Regions from separate parts of the Homo sapiens genome. Here region 2 is linked to region 1. Evidence: chromatin loops called from intact Hi-C (ENCODE). Cell type or tissue: prostate gland. All regions are shown on one strand. Each heading gives the region's core, and the rest is flanking DNA. Links, peaks and the distances in the headings are about the cores only. Region 1 overlaps QKI (QKI, KH domain containing RNA binding). Region 2 overlaps PACRG (parkin coregulated).

What was found. Peaks named below come from ENCODE experiments on the same cell type or tissue, not always from the same donor. Only the 100,000 strongest peaks of a DNase experiment are listed, where the experiment ranks them.
Region 2: it touches region 1 in a loop (4-fold over the local background); 60 of 110 quality-filtered maps call a loop at or near these places.

The regions. Positions count from the first base shown.
Region 1 is chr6:163,423,290-163,431,626 of GRCh38, forward strand. All of the region lies in intron 1 of QKI (QKI, KH domain containing RNA binding), which reads left to right. Among named protein-coding and RNA genes, the nearest start is that of QKI, 13 kb to the left of the region's middle. RefSeq lists a silencer at 1-132. In prostate gland, for the core only: a CTCF peak has its summit at 4,726; no DNase peak of the experiment used is centred there.
Region 2 is chr6:163,178,073-163,186,409 of GRCh38, forward strand. All of the region lies in intron 4 of PACRG (parkin coregulated), which reads left to right. PACRG-AS3 (PACRG antisense RNA 3) reads right to left here. Exons shown (of 4, transcript NR_122120.1): 3 at 6,753-6,846; 4 at 3,573-5,485. Among named protein-coding and RNA genes, the nearest start is that of PACRG-AS3, 9.8 kb to the right of the region's middle. RefSeq lists enhancers at 2,915-3,495, 3,125-3,419, 8,062-8,337. In prostate gland, for the core only: a CTCF peak has its summit at 3,267; a DNase peak (open chromatin) is centred at 3,299.

The DNA.
Region 1 (8,337 bases), core at 195-8,194:
AAACAAATAAAATTTGGAACCTTTTTTGTAAACTCTTCAATGTCATAGTTTTACAGGGTCTCAAACTTACTTTGCAGATTATATCAGAGAATTGTGTTTTAGAGCTGCAGGGGACCTGAGAGTTGGGAGTATATGTTCATTTCATAGGTGCAAAGACAAGTGGGCAGCAGAGCTAGAGCAAGACACTCACTTCTGCCCTCTGTTCCATTTTGTGGCGTGCCTCTCCACAAGGGGAACTGGAGGGAAAAACCTGGAATATTTCCATATGCTAAAAATCTGCTGCTGTTGCCTCAAGTTGTGAAGGTAAAGAAGACAAACCAAATGATTTTTTGCTAATTCTGTGATATGCTGGTTTTGAACAAATGATGGTCAGATTCTTAGAACTAGAATTTATTTTTAACGATAACTTTCTAATTAAGAGGCTAAAAGTGAGAAAGCCATTTTTAGAGGATTTCAGCTCATTCACTTCTTTGTAAGCAAAGGCTAGAGCCTCAGTTTTTTGAATAATGTAAAAATTGTTGCTGCTATTATTTTTACTACTCAAGAGGAAACATTTTTGGCTGGGTGATTTAATAGAGAAGTATGCTATTGCTAAGTGATTCAAGTTAGGAATGTATACTTGTATCAGTTTTAGATCAGCCTGGGGTAAACAGCCCAATGATATATCAGGTAGATAACTGAAGAGTGACACCCAGGAGGTGGATGGTTATGAATTGAATGGAAACGGTGCTGCACCAGATAGCCACCAGGTAGCTACTATATCGTATTCCTGATGCCAGCATCTGGGGGATGATTGCTCATTTCAAATAATTCAAACAAATTAAATGTAAGCCACAGTTCTTTGCTATGTTACAGCAATTATATCCCTTTGATACAGTTGTTACATGGCAGGTGAATACATTTTTTTAAGAAAAAAAAATTTCAAACTGGGATCAAAAAAATTACCCTGAAACCGCATCTAATTGTCTATTGTCGCTGATTCCACCGTGGTTGCAGTGATGCCATTATCATGAGAGTATTCAAGTTTTAACTCTGTATGTGTGTGCCTGCACATGCGTGAGCCAGCATAAAGATGAAATGAATTTATGTTTTTGTGCATATGCTAATGAGACCCTGTGATGAAGTGGTAAGCATTCTTGTACTATAGACCTGGGATCTAATCATGACTCCGCAATTAACTGGTTTGGTGATCTTGGGTGAGATAACTAATGTCTCTGAACCTCAAGCTTCTTCATCTGTGAATGAAATTATCAACTGCCCTGCCAACCTCAAATCCAAATACTCTGAAGTTGATGGGTATTCAGAAGAGCCTCTCATACTATAAAGTAGCAGCATCACTGCTTGGTTTTTAATTTTTTTTTTTTTTTTAATTTTGTGTGAGTCTTTCTCTGTTGCCAAAGCACTGGATCTTGGCTCACTGCAACCTCTGTCTCCCAGGTTCAAGTGATTCTCCTGCCTCAGCCTCCCGAGTAGCTGGGATTACAGGCGTGCACCTCCACACCCGGCTAATTGCTGTATTTTAGTAGAGACAGGGTTTCACCATGTTAGCCAGGCTGGTCTCCAACTCCTGACCTCAGGTAATATGCCTGCCTCAGCCTCCCAAAGTTCTGGGATTACAGGTGTTAGCCACTGCCCCCGGCCTGCGTCATCTGCTTTCTATCAACATTTTAAAATCGCTTATGATAGGATAAACAATTAAATAAGCAAAACAGCTTTTAGAGAATGAGAAAAGAAAAAGAAAGATGATGTATCCATGTAGGTTCAGCTAGTTTTTATGTGCATGAGAGTCACTACTAACATTCTGGTAGTTTAGAGGATGTCACTTTGAGCTGAACTATCTAGTTATGTTTATTTGAGAAGTGGAACCTGAGTTGATATTAACAGCTGGTATGATTTAATGAGGTGAATGGGAAGGTGGAGGATGTTCCAGGAGAAGGGAAGGTGCAGCATTGCCAGCACCATGGTGATGGGCAAGGCTTAGGAAATAGGTACGGATTTAGTTAGTTGGAATGGCAAATGCATAGATAGAAGTAGTGGGAATAGATAGAGACTACAGAAAGCAGACCAGGTTAGGGCTAGATTGTGGTGGGCCTTGAAGGCCAGAATACATAGTCTGAATTTTATTCTGAAGGTTGTAGGGAATCTTTAAGGCTTGGATTATTTGGGGGTGTCAGAATGAACTCTTTGTGCATAAACTGAGAATGTATACAATATATATGGGTTTAAAGTAGACATTGGATGAAGTGTGAAGAGTCAAACTATTATATACGTGGCTAACCCTTTAGGAAAATTTTTTGAGTAGTGATATTTTCTCAAAATAGTATTAATAAAAATATTTATATTGAGTTTTCTGTATTTTAAACTCCTTAAAGATTTTTTAAATTTTGTTTTAACTAGAAACAAGTCTTTGTTTTCCTTACCTACAGGTTAGTGTATTCATCCTGAAGGATTGAGAACATGTGGGGCTCATTTGTTTAGCTGTCAGAGCCCAATTTTTAGTTAGAGAATTGAGCTTTTATTTCTATATGAGCTAAAGACAATTGAAGAGACTCTTGGAGAAAATCTTAGGAATTCTTGAATTAATTTGCCTTGAAGAAAATTTTGTCCCAATTTCAGAGATCCTTTAAATATGTTTTACCAAGTTTGATGCGGGCTTTTAAAATTTAATTGTATTAATTTTTGTGTTTATTTTAGGTAAATGAGAGATATCTTGACATTCTATCCCTAGAGAGATACATATTTGTGTATCTTTAAAAGTTAACACTTCCTTACATAGTGACATTACACTGAGCAAGATGGATTAATCCTACAGATAACGTAATAACCAGTCCATATTCAGATTTCTGTAGTGGATCCCCTGATATTCTTTATAGCTGGATTGTTCAAACCAGAATCTTACTCAATACTGCTCATTAAATCTGGTTGTTACGCCTTTTTAAATCTAGAACCATCTCTTTTTTTTTTTTTTTCAAATGACATTGATTTAACTTGTTCAGGGCTTGTTCCTTTATGCCCTGTGTATCTATTAACATTGGAAGCTAGTTCTAAAGTAGGTTCAAGAATAGCATCTTCCACTGGAGTACTTCATAGGTGCTGCTGTGTACTTTGTTATCTTACATCAGGAGGCACAGTAACTGGCTCTGCCATCAGATAAGGAAAGATTGATACCTGGATTAGAGTGGTGATAGATGGATCCTTGTACTTTAAAGGTAGTTTTTTTTGTTTTGTTTTGTTTTGTTTCCCCACTTGGAACCAGAAGGTGCCCCATCGACCAAAGGTGCCCCGTCAACATTCACACCTGGTTTTGACCAGTTTTTTGCCTGAATCAGTTTCATCAGAGCTTGCACCATGATGATACTTTAATTCTGCCATTCTTTCTGCAATTACTTGGCATCCTTTGAAAGGTACAGCTTTCTGACCCCAACACGGAAATACATTGCGATTTTGAAGTGAGTTTCTAATGGGGCAAGCCAGATATATGCTGCTGCTTATTATTACTTGGTTCTCAAAGTAAAGTGTTGGTTTGCTAGTTGCTTCAAATGGAGACCAATGAATTTTTTCTCTCTTTTCTAATCATCTTTGTAGACTCATGGATTTCATAGATTCAATGTACTTAAGTCAACTATAATTAATTTTGATGTTAAAATTATTACAACTTTAGCCATTGATAATTAAACTGGCTCCTGTGTCTGTTGAACTGCTGCTTGCTTTCTGGGGCACAAGGCTTCCCTTGTGCCTTGTCTGCCTTGCCTGTTCTGGAGCTACACTTGGCCATTTCTCCAATAGGAATGGTATGAAATACTTGAATTTAGGTGTTAAACATGTTCATTACTCTCAGGATGTGATTACTTCTGAGCCATTTTCTATGGACAGTATTGACTTTAAAATTCATTCATTCATTTTTATATTTTCAATTCAATTTTTTAACGTTACTGTTAATTTTATACTCGTACCTTTTTTTTTTTTTTTTTTTTTTGCTGGCCACAGCTAAACTAATGTTGTTCTTGATGGTGACATACTTATTTGCTTTATTCTACAATATTAAGGAAAATACTTTCAAAATAACAAAATTAATAATATTACTAATAGCAGTAAAACTATCTTTAAAATTTTTAAATTTGTTTTAGACATGTTACCAATAATATAGCCAGTGACCCATTTTTCTGGTTGATGACAATTATTTTCCTTTTTTGGTGGGGGGGTCCTCATTCTGTGTATACTAAGTTTTAATTTCTACTGAATCTTGTTTTTGACTTTTTGATGCTGTCATTTATTAGCTGTGTTCTTTTGTTGTACTTACTGCTTCTATTAGCTTTTACCTTATGCTCAGCAGACATGGAAAATACACATATATTTTAATGTCAGGTGCGTGCGTGTGTGTGCCTGCATGTGTGTGCGCGCGTGTGTGTGTGATGGCAATATGATCCAGAAAGATAACTTACAAGGAGATGGTTGTTTATACTAGTGCTTTGTATCTTAAGCACGAAGGGTAGGGAAAAAAGAATATGACAGGCAAAATGTTTCAATTTAGTGAATTCTTCTGAATAATATCAGTAAAAATATATATAGATCTTTAAAGCTTTTAAAGTCATATGAAGTAGGGGAAACCTCATAGGTAGAAAGTAAGTCTTAAAATTGTATTTCTTAGTAGTTGCAAAATCTCTAGTGCAAACTTGTTGTCATTAAGAACTTTTAGTAGTAAGGAACTTATGTTCCAGCAGATGGGGATGTTAGTACACAAAAGAGAGCACTCAGTGATTAAAATGTGTTGAGAAATAACCCTTTTGCCAGAATAGGAAAATGTTCTCCTTTAAATTGTAAGGGAAGAGTTGCTCAGGAATGTGACAAATAACAGTTACCTAATTGAGTATTTTCATTGGCATGTGAAAAAGTTGTCATAGTTCTTTAAAGAACTTGTCTTTTTAAGAGACTATATGTTGGTATGTTGACCATATTAAATGTAACTAGTTTAGTACATCAGATTGATTGCAGCTATTTTCTGAAATAGTTTCTGCCTTTACAACTCAGTTGTTTGAAGGGTTTTTGTTTTGGTGGGTGACTGAGTCACATATATTGAGAGGTATCCTGTTTGTACGTTTTCTTTGTAATTATAAAGTCTTTAGGCAGTTTATTTCTGTTTATTAAAATAAATCAGAAGAAAATGTGTCATAGTTTACTATATGTTATATGAAGAGAAAGTTCTTTTGGGGATCATAGTTTTATCATAGTAATAAAAAATTATCAGCAGTAAAAAAGATAGTCTTATCTCACTTTTATTATAGTTTATAGCATTACGACATACTGTTAGCTTTTTTAGTAGGTAAATACTACATAGATTGCTTTAACATATGCTTTGCAATTGTTGAAATACTGCTCATTTAAGTTCCTTCTTAGATGTGATTCAGAAGTGTACTTTAATGTATTTAAGTTATATTTTCCTAGTTCAGTTATATTGAGCTTTTTTTTTTTTTAAACTGTCAAGGCAATTTAAAATACTCTTGCCTTCAGTGACTTGAAATTGAACTCTGCACAGGAGAGAAGAATATGTCTTGTTTCTATATAGAGAACCAAGGAGGAAGAGATTGACTTTGCCACCTTTGTAACTGATAATAACTTGCATTTTAGTCCCTGCTCCCCAGCCCCACTTTTTTCCTTTTCTGTTATTCCTAAAATGTAGAGAATTGGAGATCGATCCACAGATTTTCAGTTCATCTTTGGCAGTAGCATGGTTTGTAACTTTTTTCATTCCTGGAAGAAGCAGTGGTGAGGGCACAGAGATAGCGTAGCACATTGTCTTTGAACCTTAATGGGAATTACTTCTTTTCAGGGAAATATAGCAATGGCCAATTTTGTCTATACATTTTAAGATTGTTTCTTATAGTTGTTAGAGATTTTATGAGAAGCTTGAATTTCTTTCAGTAATCCTAAAGAACTGTTATAAAGAACTTATTTATCAGAAGAAATATTCCTTATTGGGAAAAACTAAAATATATCAATTAAAAAGTTAAAAGTACTCATCATGCACTGATAGCTGCTCTTAATGTTTCCTTGTAGTCCCCCCCCACCAGTGTTTATGGATGTAGCAAAATTGGAATTACGGTTTTTAAAAAAAATTATATCATGAGCAAAATTTTTCCTTGCCATTTCATATTCTTTGCAAATATAATGTTTATAGTAATATATTTCATGCTGTCGAGGTATATTATAATTTACTTAACTAATCTGTTGGACTTGCCACTTTGCTTTCAGGAAATGTGTGTAATGATAGCATTAAGTGGCTTTAGAAGTTACTTTTTTAAAAGCCTTAAGTTACAAAATACTGTAACTGGGAATTATGAATACCAAACTCTTATTTTTGCAATGCAGTTAATCTGAAATAAGCATTTTATGTTGCATTGCAGTAGAAACTGGTTGTTAGGATGCAACGTGATTTTCGAATAATGTCAGAGTTGCATATTTCATGTATTAGTTTTTAGTGACTTAACATACTTAATTGAAACTTTTCATTCTATTCTAGGCTGTTTGGTTGTATGCTATTAATATGTGTGCGATGTTATGAGGGACACACTAAAGCTTCAAATTCATTCCTTCAAGTTATCTCAGTAGTTGGAAAGAATATGAAAATAAGAGTAACAAAGGAAATAGAAACATACCAAGAAGACTAAAGACTGGTGCTAAAGAGGGTGTTTTTGGCTGAGGAGGCTATGGAATGTTTCAGGAGAGGAGGTAAAATTTCATCTGGCTCTTAAAGGACAGGTAGGATTGAAGTGGAGAACAGGTAAGGGAGTGGCGTTCTAGACACAGGGAACGGTGTTCTTGAATGTGGGAACATTCTGAGTAGGAAGGTGTAAATAATTCTCTATTAGAGAGAGCTTTTTATACCTTTGGTCTTAGCTTTTTCCTTTATCTGCCTCCATATTTCTGTTTTTAGTCCAGATTTTCTTATCTCTATCCTGTACAGGCATTACATTATAGAGTGATATATTAATGTGGTAGATTGCTGTGATTGCTGCTGTCCTTCTCTTCCCTTCATTTTCAGATGTTCTTTTTTCTTGACTTTGACTCTCTTTAGGTTTTTGGAGAAGAGGGGTATCTTACTGCCTAACTTTTAATTTTAACTATTGTTTATCTGTATGCTTAATTTGGCTTTTTATTTTTTTTGTTTTCCTAGTGCATTTGGATTTTACTTAGCTTTTATTATGAAGCCATGTGTTTCAGTTTTTTTCTGTATGTGTAGGTGATTGGGCTTATGAATTGATCAGGAGCATGGAGGAATAGGTACATCTGGATTAGCGAGTGTGTGAATTCTTGAGCTGATGGGCCTAAGCTCTAAAGGATAGATTAGTTGTCAGCATATTCTGGTCTAGATAGTATGGCATAGTTTTTACCAGTATGCTTTCTTTTCCCCATCTTCCCAGTTTGCTTTTTACTCTAATGGCTTGAAAAAGTATAGGTTAGGTTGGAAGTGAGAGAACAAAAATCTGCTAATTTAACTCTGAACAAGGAAGGCTTTAGGCTGATGTTTGAAAAGTGTGTTCCATGGAATACTGGTCTCCTGAGGTAGTCTGAGAAAAGAAGGGTCCTGTAGTCCAGGAAGTTCTGCATACTCCTTTTGTGAATTCAGGATGTGTTGCCATATTAAGTCTCCAGGATTTGCAGTCAAGAAAGTTAACTTGGTTTAACTGAGCATTTTCTGAAATTACTTGGTTAAGGAAATACGGTTTTTCTTTCTTTTATTCTTGGTACTAGTTCTGAGGATATGTTAAGGGAAATTTTAGGGGATTGTTAAAGATCTGTGGATCCTTGGGTGGAGGCAGGTTTAAACAATAATTGTTTGGGAATCTTAATTTTGAATGAGAGTGCTGGCTCAAGTCAAATCAAAGTACCCCTTGGAAAAAAAAAAGTTATATTATTCCACTTAGGTTGGGCTTCAGGTTTCAATTGAAAGGAAGCAAGAAAACTGTCCTTGTCTGGCTTTCATTAAATAACAATTCAGTCAAATGATTTCAGTAATGAATTTTGTCTAACTCAAATGCATTTGTTATTTAAATAAAAATTAAGATGTGCTGTTTTTTAAAAATGTAATTCTCTAAATAAAAAAAATTAACATAGAATCCTGCCAGCTTAAACATCAAACTGAAACTTACTTTAAAATAGGTATATACAGAGAAATATGCTCATGTTGTAACTCATGCCTGGTTTACATCTACATTTTTTAAATTTGGGAATGACTGAATTGTGAGGTGAAGAGGAATTAGTAAATTTTGGAAAGAAAAATACTTATCTTTGTTAGGTCATTTAAACAAACATTAAGATGCAATTTTGTGAGATCTGTCA
Region 2 (8,337 bases), core at 141-8,140, 250 kb before region 1:
AACGGAGAGCAGACGGAGCTCAGCCAGGAGAAACACGAGGCCAGCTGAAGCCAGTGGGCCTGTGAGAAGGAGGGCTCCCTGCCTGGCACCAGGGCTGCAGTCCCTTGTTGAAGTGCATGCAGAGGCAGGGTCTGGGAATGCTCATTCCCACCTTGTTGCCTCATGAGCACGCCCCATGCAATTCTGGGCACCACCCTCAGCAACAAGACTAGCTCTCAGCCACCCTCACAGCTCGGCGTGGCACGGACGTGCTGATCTTATGGTCAGAGGGACAAGGGGAAGTGCTGCGTAGACTCCAACTGGCAGGGGCGGATCTTTTGTCCTTTCCTTCTCCTTCCTGCAGCCTGGAACTCAAACGAGAAGGCCCGGGCTCCGGCAGCCACCTTTGGCTATGGAGTAATCTTGAGACACAGACACATGCAGGAAACTTTAGTATTAAAGTAGGAGAAGCCCCGTTCTTCTCTGACTTCATAGAGCCGTTGCACTTTATGGTAGCCTGGTTGCTTCCTTCTGGACTTTTTCTGACAGGAGAGAAATTAAACACCTGTCTTACCTAAGCCAGTATTATGTTGAATTTTCTGTTACATGCGGCCAAACTTAATCTTTACATTAATGCTACAACATTAATGAAACTGCTAGGAGAAGCTGCCTTGCCAGGCTCCCCGGTGGCTGCCATCACATCCAGCACCCGGTTTCTCAAACTTCCCCACACCCACCACAGAAAAGCAAGAACTAGGTACAGTATCTGGCATTCTGTAGGCACTGATGGTCATGGAATTCAGTCTCTCTGGTGTATTTTAAGTTGCCATTCAAAAATAAAGCACTCAGGTAATATAAGTGAATTTTGATTAAATTACAAGTAACAATTCCTATTCGGGTTGATAGAGCTCTTTCTTTAAAAAGGCTGAATTTTATCTCCTTTTATAGAATTAAAGTTTTTACTTTTCATTTGTGATGAGCTGAATTTTCAGGCTGATGAAATAAGTCACTGATATTTACCACACAGGACTTAATCAAAAAGAAGCTTAGGTTTCAATGGTGGGTTTCCTTTTTGGGCATGGACCGTGGTTTTATAGTGGAAAGCTTTGTAGCTTGGCTCACACTGATGTCCGCTGCTCCTCACATGTGCGTCTTATCTTGGAGGCTGGGCTCCTCCGTAGGTTCTCCTGCCAACAAGCGAGACAGAAAGGAGGCGGCAGCTGGGGGAACTCAGCCTTCCTTCCCACCACACCTGCACCTTGCTGAGCCACTGCTCCCAAGACGAGGCACAGAATTCCCAGAGCAGCCTGGCTTCAACCTACTCATTTGGTGTTCTTTAAATTAAAAAAAAAAAAAAAAAACTTCTGGCAAATCGTGGTGGCTCACGCTTGTAATCCCAACACTTTGGGAGGCTGATGAAGGTGGATTGCTTCAGCCCGGGAAGGAGTTCCAGGCCAGCCTGGGCAACATGGTGAAACCCTGTCTCTATAAAAGAAATTCAAAAGTAATCCAGGTGTGTTGGCACGTGCCTGTAGTCCCTGCTACTCGGGAGGCCGAGATGGGAGAATCAGATATCTGAGCCTGGCAGTTTGATGCTGCAGTGAGCCAGATTGTGCCACTGCACTCCAGCCGGAGCAAGAGAGCAAGATCTGTCTCAAAAAAAAAAAAAAAAAATTTTCTTACATCACTAGTTTTCTTGCATGGCCTATGAGTTCCCATCCACTCTGTAAGCCTTTATAAGTGTTATGGTGGGATCCAAGTATAAGCTCTGAGTTACTGTCTCATTCTCCCCCGTTCACTTACAGATGACATTCTCGCAGACCAGACCAGCAAGTCTCCTTGCCCGAGGCCACACAGGCAGGAACCGCCAGGCACCCCGTCCAGTGTCCCAGCCGAGCCCTCCTGGGAGGTTCCTGTGTGCTGGACACATGCCTGGCTGGCTATTACCTGTGTAGTTTATCCAGTGGTTACACTGACTTGAAGTGGTCTTTCTGAAGACGACATTGACTTTGAAATTACTTGCATTATCCAGTGATCAGCTCTGGTCATTGTGATCCTTTCCAAGCCATACATAATTTTGGGTTTTGCTGTGGCTGCTGACCAGCATCTCTGTTTAAGAGACTGAGCTTTGTGCTAGAGATTCTGGTTTTGATGCATTTCCTAGGCACGCCCACTTCTCCAGTAGAAAGCCAGGAGTGAGTCCCTCACCGAGCTGATCCTTGTGAAGATGAACAGTTCTCTCCATTTGTGTTTAGTGACAAGTATGTTCGTTAAAATATCACGAAGCCTTCACAAGATGTTCTACTAACTAGTTCGAGACACAGCTTGTATACTGTGCACTGAATGAGTTTGCATAGGTTGTTACATAGATTATCATACACCTATAATAAATAGAGTATGGAAAACACTGCTAAAAAGTTTCAATGAGGACCAGGTGCAGTGGCTCACACTTGTCATCCCAGCACTTCGGGAGGCTGAGGCAGGAGGATCGCTTGAGCCCAGGAATTCAAGGCTGCAGTGAGCTATGATTACGCCACTGTACTCTAGCCTGGGCAACAGTGATACTCTGTCTCAAAAAAAATAAAAATAAAAATTCATTGAGTTTAAGAGGGGTTTTTTGTATGGTTACAAAAAAAAAGCAGTTTAATTCCTTTACTCTTATGAGCCACTTATTTGGTTCTTCAAACATGTAGAGGCCAAAAAGGCACTGTTTCTTTAGGTTAAAAAAATGGGCAAAAAATCTGATTTTATGTTTCTTTTCTCAAAAATTATTCACTAATTATTAACAGCAAACGCTGCGTCTCCTGGAGTCACCAGGCACCGAGCGTTGTGTGTGTTTCACCCGCTTGGCGTTTTCATTCTCATTTCATGTATTTGAAAGCTGGGGCTCCGTACAGTTATGACATTGACCCAGAGTCACTCAGATTGCAAATGACAGAGCCAGGGTGTGAACCCAGATAGGTCAACCTCAGCCTGAGTGTCTCTAACTCTTCAGGTTAACAGCCTTCTCCGGATACCAAAGCAGCACTAAACCATCTATTCAGCTGTGCGGGCACCTGTGTGGGATAGAAGGGGCTGAGGGATCCTGCTGCCACATTGATAACTATCGCTGGAACCAGGGTCTGAAACCGAGTCAGACTGACCCTGAAACCTACTTGCCTGACCATTTTACTCCCATACCTCGGGCTATCTTGCAAAGGAAGGGTTAAAGAATACGTGATGCAACCTCCTGAAACAGGCAGCCTAGGAACTTTGACCCACACACTCAGCCCCGATCTCTGTGGCCACCTCTGTGATACAGACGGCCGCTTGGGGACAGCAGAGGCTCAGGGGCAGTGAAAAGCAGTGCCGGGGCTGGAGATGAAAGAGCCAATTCTCCATTCTTCTGTGAGTCCCCGGAGATGAACACTGTGAACTTGTTCCCAGTCTCTGTGTCTCGTGCCAGCGGCCCTCCCCTCCCCCTTCCAAGGACAAGTCCACCCCCAGAGGATTTGCCCCTGGAAATGGGTCCTCATGGACAGGGGAGAATCAGAGATTATTTGCTTGAGGTGGCAAAAAAAAAAAAAAAAAAAAAAAAAAATACAGACACATCTCCGGCCAACCCTTTTTATAGATGTATTTTTGTTTTTTACAAACCAAATAGCAGAGGTTGATTATTAGTACAGTAGTTTGGGGTTTTTTCTCATCATTAACCACTTAGTTACTATAAATGTGTTTTAACTCACGGGGAAAAAGTCCAGCATACCGTAAAACCTGAGTCCCACCCAGCCAGCTCGGAATGGAAGGCTTCCAAGGCCCGGGAGGCGCGCTCTGTCAAGTTGCTGATTCGGGAGATAGCAGTGAATCGGGGTTCCACCACGCCCCCAGAATACTATTCACAGCAGCTTTGTCATTGACCGTTCTCCCTTTTGGACGAGATCTGAAACAAAGCTTCCAATCACTTCCGATCCTAATAGCGTTACCTCTCTTAGGTAGGGTGTAAGGATTCTTAGTCAAATTTCAACTCAAGTAGGTTACCTAGGAACATTCTTAGGGCTTAACCTACTTAGTTCTTCTTGCGGTTTCAGTTGAAAGTGATAGACTCTTCCAGGCTCTTTGTGTTCCACGGTCCGGTGGTGAAATCACTGCTATCTCTCCCTCCTTAGAGAGCCCACTGCTTCCCACCAATGAGTTAAGTAGTTTTTCTTGCCCATTTCTGCAAATTTGTGTTCATAAAATCAGTTGATGGATGAAAGTTACTGAAGAAATTGCTAACAATTTCGAGGCTTTCCTTAAATTGATAGTTTGTTTTACTTTATTCTAGTTCTCAGTGGAAACAAAAGGCAAGAATGATCTTTGGAATGTTCTGTTTACAAAATCAACCCAAACAAGATATAGATGAGACTCATTGTCTTCCTCCAGAATAACAATCGCCTTTAATTTCTGTGCTGCTGAAACAGTCACAAGAGTCATGATAGATCCAGAAAGAGACCCTTGGTGCTTCATGTGGTATCTTTCTTTAGTACGGGTCTCTTTTACATTCAGCAGGTTTCATTAGAAAAAAGAATTTCAAAGTATTTCATTAACAAAATTGAGAAAATGCGTATTTAAACATTGACATCCTTATGAAAGAGTAATTTCTTACATAAATGTAGCATTTTCACCTATGTTACCTCATTTAATCTTCAGAACTAATCTTAAGTTGCAATTTCACAATTTTATAGACAAGGAAATGGAAACTCATAGATGTTAATTCACTCGTTCCGGGCCACGGAGGTGTACTTTTTAGAGCATAGTCTTATTTAATGGTCTTGACTCTAAGTCCAAAACAGAAGCCTCCACTTTGCTGAGCACCAAAAGATCGGGAGATGAGTCAGTGTGTGAGTCCCAAGAGGAAGAGAATCTGCGGGTCCTTAGCAGTTAAGGAAGCGTCATGAAACATTTCTTGAAGAATGGATAGGATTTAAATAGTTTAGAAGATGCAGTCTTGAAACTATGTGGGTGATCCAGGTTGCATGAGCAACAAATATTTGTTGGACAATTGAAGAGTGAATGAATGAGGACGGAGGGTGTCTGAGATCAGGAAAATGATCTGGGAAGGTATGAAGGCAAACATTCCCACGACGTGTTCGGGGAACCGTGAGTAGGAGCCACTGGCTCTAAGAGAGTGTCCCTCTGGACAAGTAGAGAGAGATGGACTGCCATGGGTGCTCTGGGGGCTCGAAGGGCATGGAAGGGCATGGAAGGCCAGGCTAAAAAGTGTTGATTTTGCCTTACAGATTAGGTCAGGTCTTCATTGCTTTTGACTAAGGAACTTTATCCTGAAGACAAGATCATGGGAAATCATTGACAACTTGTAGGACATGATATGACCAAACTCAGTGTTTTAGGAAGATGAGCAGGGAGTGAAGCACAAAACAGATGAAGAGTGTGTGTTGACTCTGGTTTTAGGAACTCACCCTGTGCCTCTCTAAAGCTTCTGTCAGCTCTTCCCATCAGTGGGAAGCAGATTTAGAGGCCAAGCTGCCTAGAAGACATAGGGTTAAAGAAAAAAAAAAGGAAGAAAAAGAAATGCACCTTTAAAATTTCCCAACCTTGATTTATACCTACAGAGATGTATGTGTGGTCACTCCTTTTATTAGGGTTTTTAAGCTAATCAGTAGGCTTGACTAAAGAATTGTAAAACTTTCACTACAAGAAAAATTAAAAGAAGTCATTTCCTGTATCTAAAATGATCACGTATACTTCTGAAATTAGGAAAACGCAGGCCAATGATAAAAATATAACTGTAACGAAACTGTAGGTTTTTTACTGATTGTATTACACAATATTTCCTTTTGGATTCTTAATACAAAGCAATGCAACACTGGTTTGGTTTAAAATAAAATATGGAGAGATTCTTGTTCTGTAGGAAGCTCATCACTCTAATGGGTGTCTTACTCACTGGAACAGTATTTTGGCTGTACTGGAGCACATCGAAAGGAATGAGATTTAGCTTTGCCAAACTTCCACTGTGAAAGAGTTTGCTACAACAGTGTTTTATTTTATTCTTATTGAACTTCAGCCAGTTGAAAATAGAATCTCCTCACCATCCTTTTAAATTAGCCTTAAGCTGCAGATAAAAGACAAAAATCAATGTGCAAATTTAGCTCCTTGTGCTCGGTTCCTTAAGAAATTTACCCCAGTGCTAATATGCAGGATGCATAGATAATAGAACATAGAGTAACTGGAAGTTTTAAAGTAGCATTTCTTGTTCAGTTTAGGTCTACTTAAGAGTCTGGTAAATCCTGTACATAAATTGTTTCTTTAATGCTACATTAAAGACAGTGCATCTCTTTATACTGTCCATACTAGCTCAGTAACACTGCCCCTGATAACATTTCATGTGGCCATGACAAATTATGGTGAAATTTTCAGTGTCCAATTGGAATGGAAATTGCTAGAAAAAAGCGGTGCCTAAATAATGGTGCAATTCTATTTATTCCATTTCACTAAGAATTACTAAGGGCTTCGAAAACCCAAATCGAAAAAGGAAGCACATAAACAATGTTCGTATTGGCCATACTAGCTTGAATGTCTCTAATTGTTCTAAGTGGTACAGGTGCTATGAGCTCCTAAGAATATCCCTGTGTTTGAGAGGAGTTAACTCAGAGCCTTGGGTTGCTTGCTGTCCTGCCGCACTGCACGAGAAAGGTTAGCAACATAAAGAAATGCAACTTTGCCTACTTCAGGCATTAATATAAAGAAACCTACGTACAGGCACCCAGAGACACAAAAAGAGAGAGAAAGCTCACCATTCTTGAAAAAGGCAGTTCTGCAGGCTCCACAAACAAGTACACCAGTGAATGGGAATGATAAGAGGAGAACAATTTGGTTACATTCAGAGACCTGGTGGGCAAATGGAAATGGGACAAGCAGTAGAAATTAGGCCAGATCATGGAAGATTTGTTTTGTTTTGTTTTCATGGCATGATACCTGCAAGGCCAGGAAGGCTGAAGCCAGAACACCAATGCAATTAATTAGCAGAAACCAAAAAGTAATTAATTTAGCACACCACCATATAGGGCAGAAGCAAATACTGCTGTTTGTAGCCAGGGATGGGGAAAGGATCTAACCACACTCCAGGCACCTCTGCACATGGCACCACAGAGAGAAAGATGGAGGAGGAGTGCAGCCGTACGCTGGGAGTCATCACAATTGTTTTTTTACCGATAAAAGCAAGTGGGAACAATTGGCCAAAACAAGCCTGGATTGTAGTAGAAAATTAAGCTAAGAAAGAAAGATCAGGGGACATTGTGATAAAACAATCCACGTAATTTCTATAACATGGATCCAGCTTAATAAGATGTCCTGAAGTTCAGCATGAGTAAAGTTCCAGGACAGTTCAGGGTTGTCATAGGAAATCTACATTTTTCAAATTAACAGGACTTAAAGATGTTACTGTTACTTCAACACTTGGTAAATTTCACTGCAAATATATAAGCCATTTTAAAGGAAAGTATTAGATAATCAAAGAATTCGTTAAGAAAAAGAACAAATTGAGTGCCCACAATATAAATGGTGGCCCTGCTGCAGATTAGTTCCCGATGCCTGAGATAAGATGCTGGAGGAAATCGCGGCATCATCAATTTAATCCCACACAAAATGCAAGCGACCACCTTAGCTTAGTTGCAGTTGTGGTGGGCATGAACTTCACAGGGGCATAATTGAAGGCCAAAATTAAATGCTCTTTATTTCTCTGTATCTCCGTGTAATGTCCTGATCCTGAGCCCCAGACTGCCTCATGGGTCCAGTAGGGATGCCTCTCAGCAGGTTGTGCATCGGGAGAATTTTGCTGCATTGAGCTCCAGAGCTGCTTCCCTGTGTCTCCTCTCCCACTGCTGACCCCACCCCCATCTACTCTAAGCCCCAGCAAATCACCCCAGCACTCCCAGGCAGTGAGTGGGGGAGGGCGTGCCCCCTCCTCTCTCTGTTTTGGTCCAGCCTATATGTCACAGGGCTTCTTTAAACAGTGACTGGGCCTTTCTGCTGGCCTTCACTTAACTCTCAGCTCAGCTTGCAGGCACCCTCTGAGACGCAGGCACTGCCCCCTTATAGAATCTGCATAGTGGGCTGCCTAGCCAGGGGGCTTCGTTGTGTGGCCTTTTCTCTGGCAGGCTTTCAGATTTCCCCCTTCCCCCAAGAATGGAGCCAAGGGGTGGACCCCAACATAGCCTGCTGGCTGCAAAGCTGCACACGCCTGGAGAGCTGCTGTCCAATGGCAAATGGAAGCAACATTCTCATTGTCTCCACTCTCAGACACCCTCAGATTACTGAGGGAATTCTCTCGTGTGCCCCCTTCAACACACAGGCAGACACAGATACACACACACAGACACA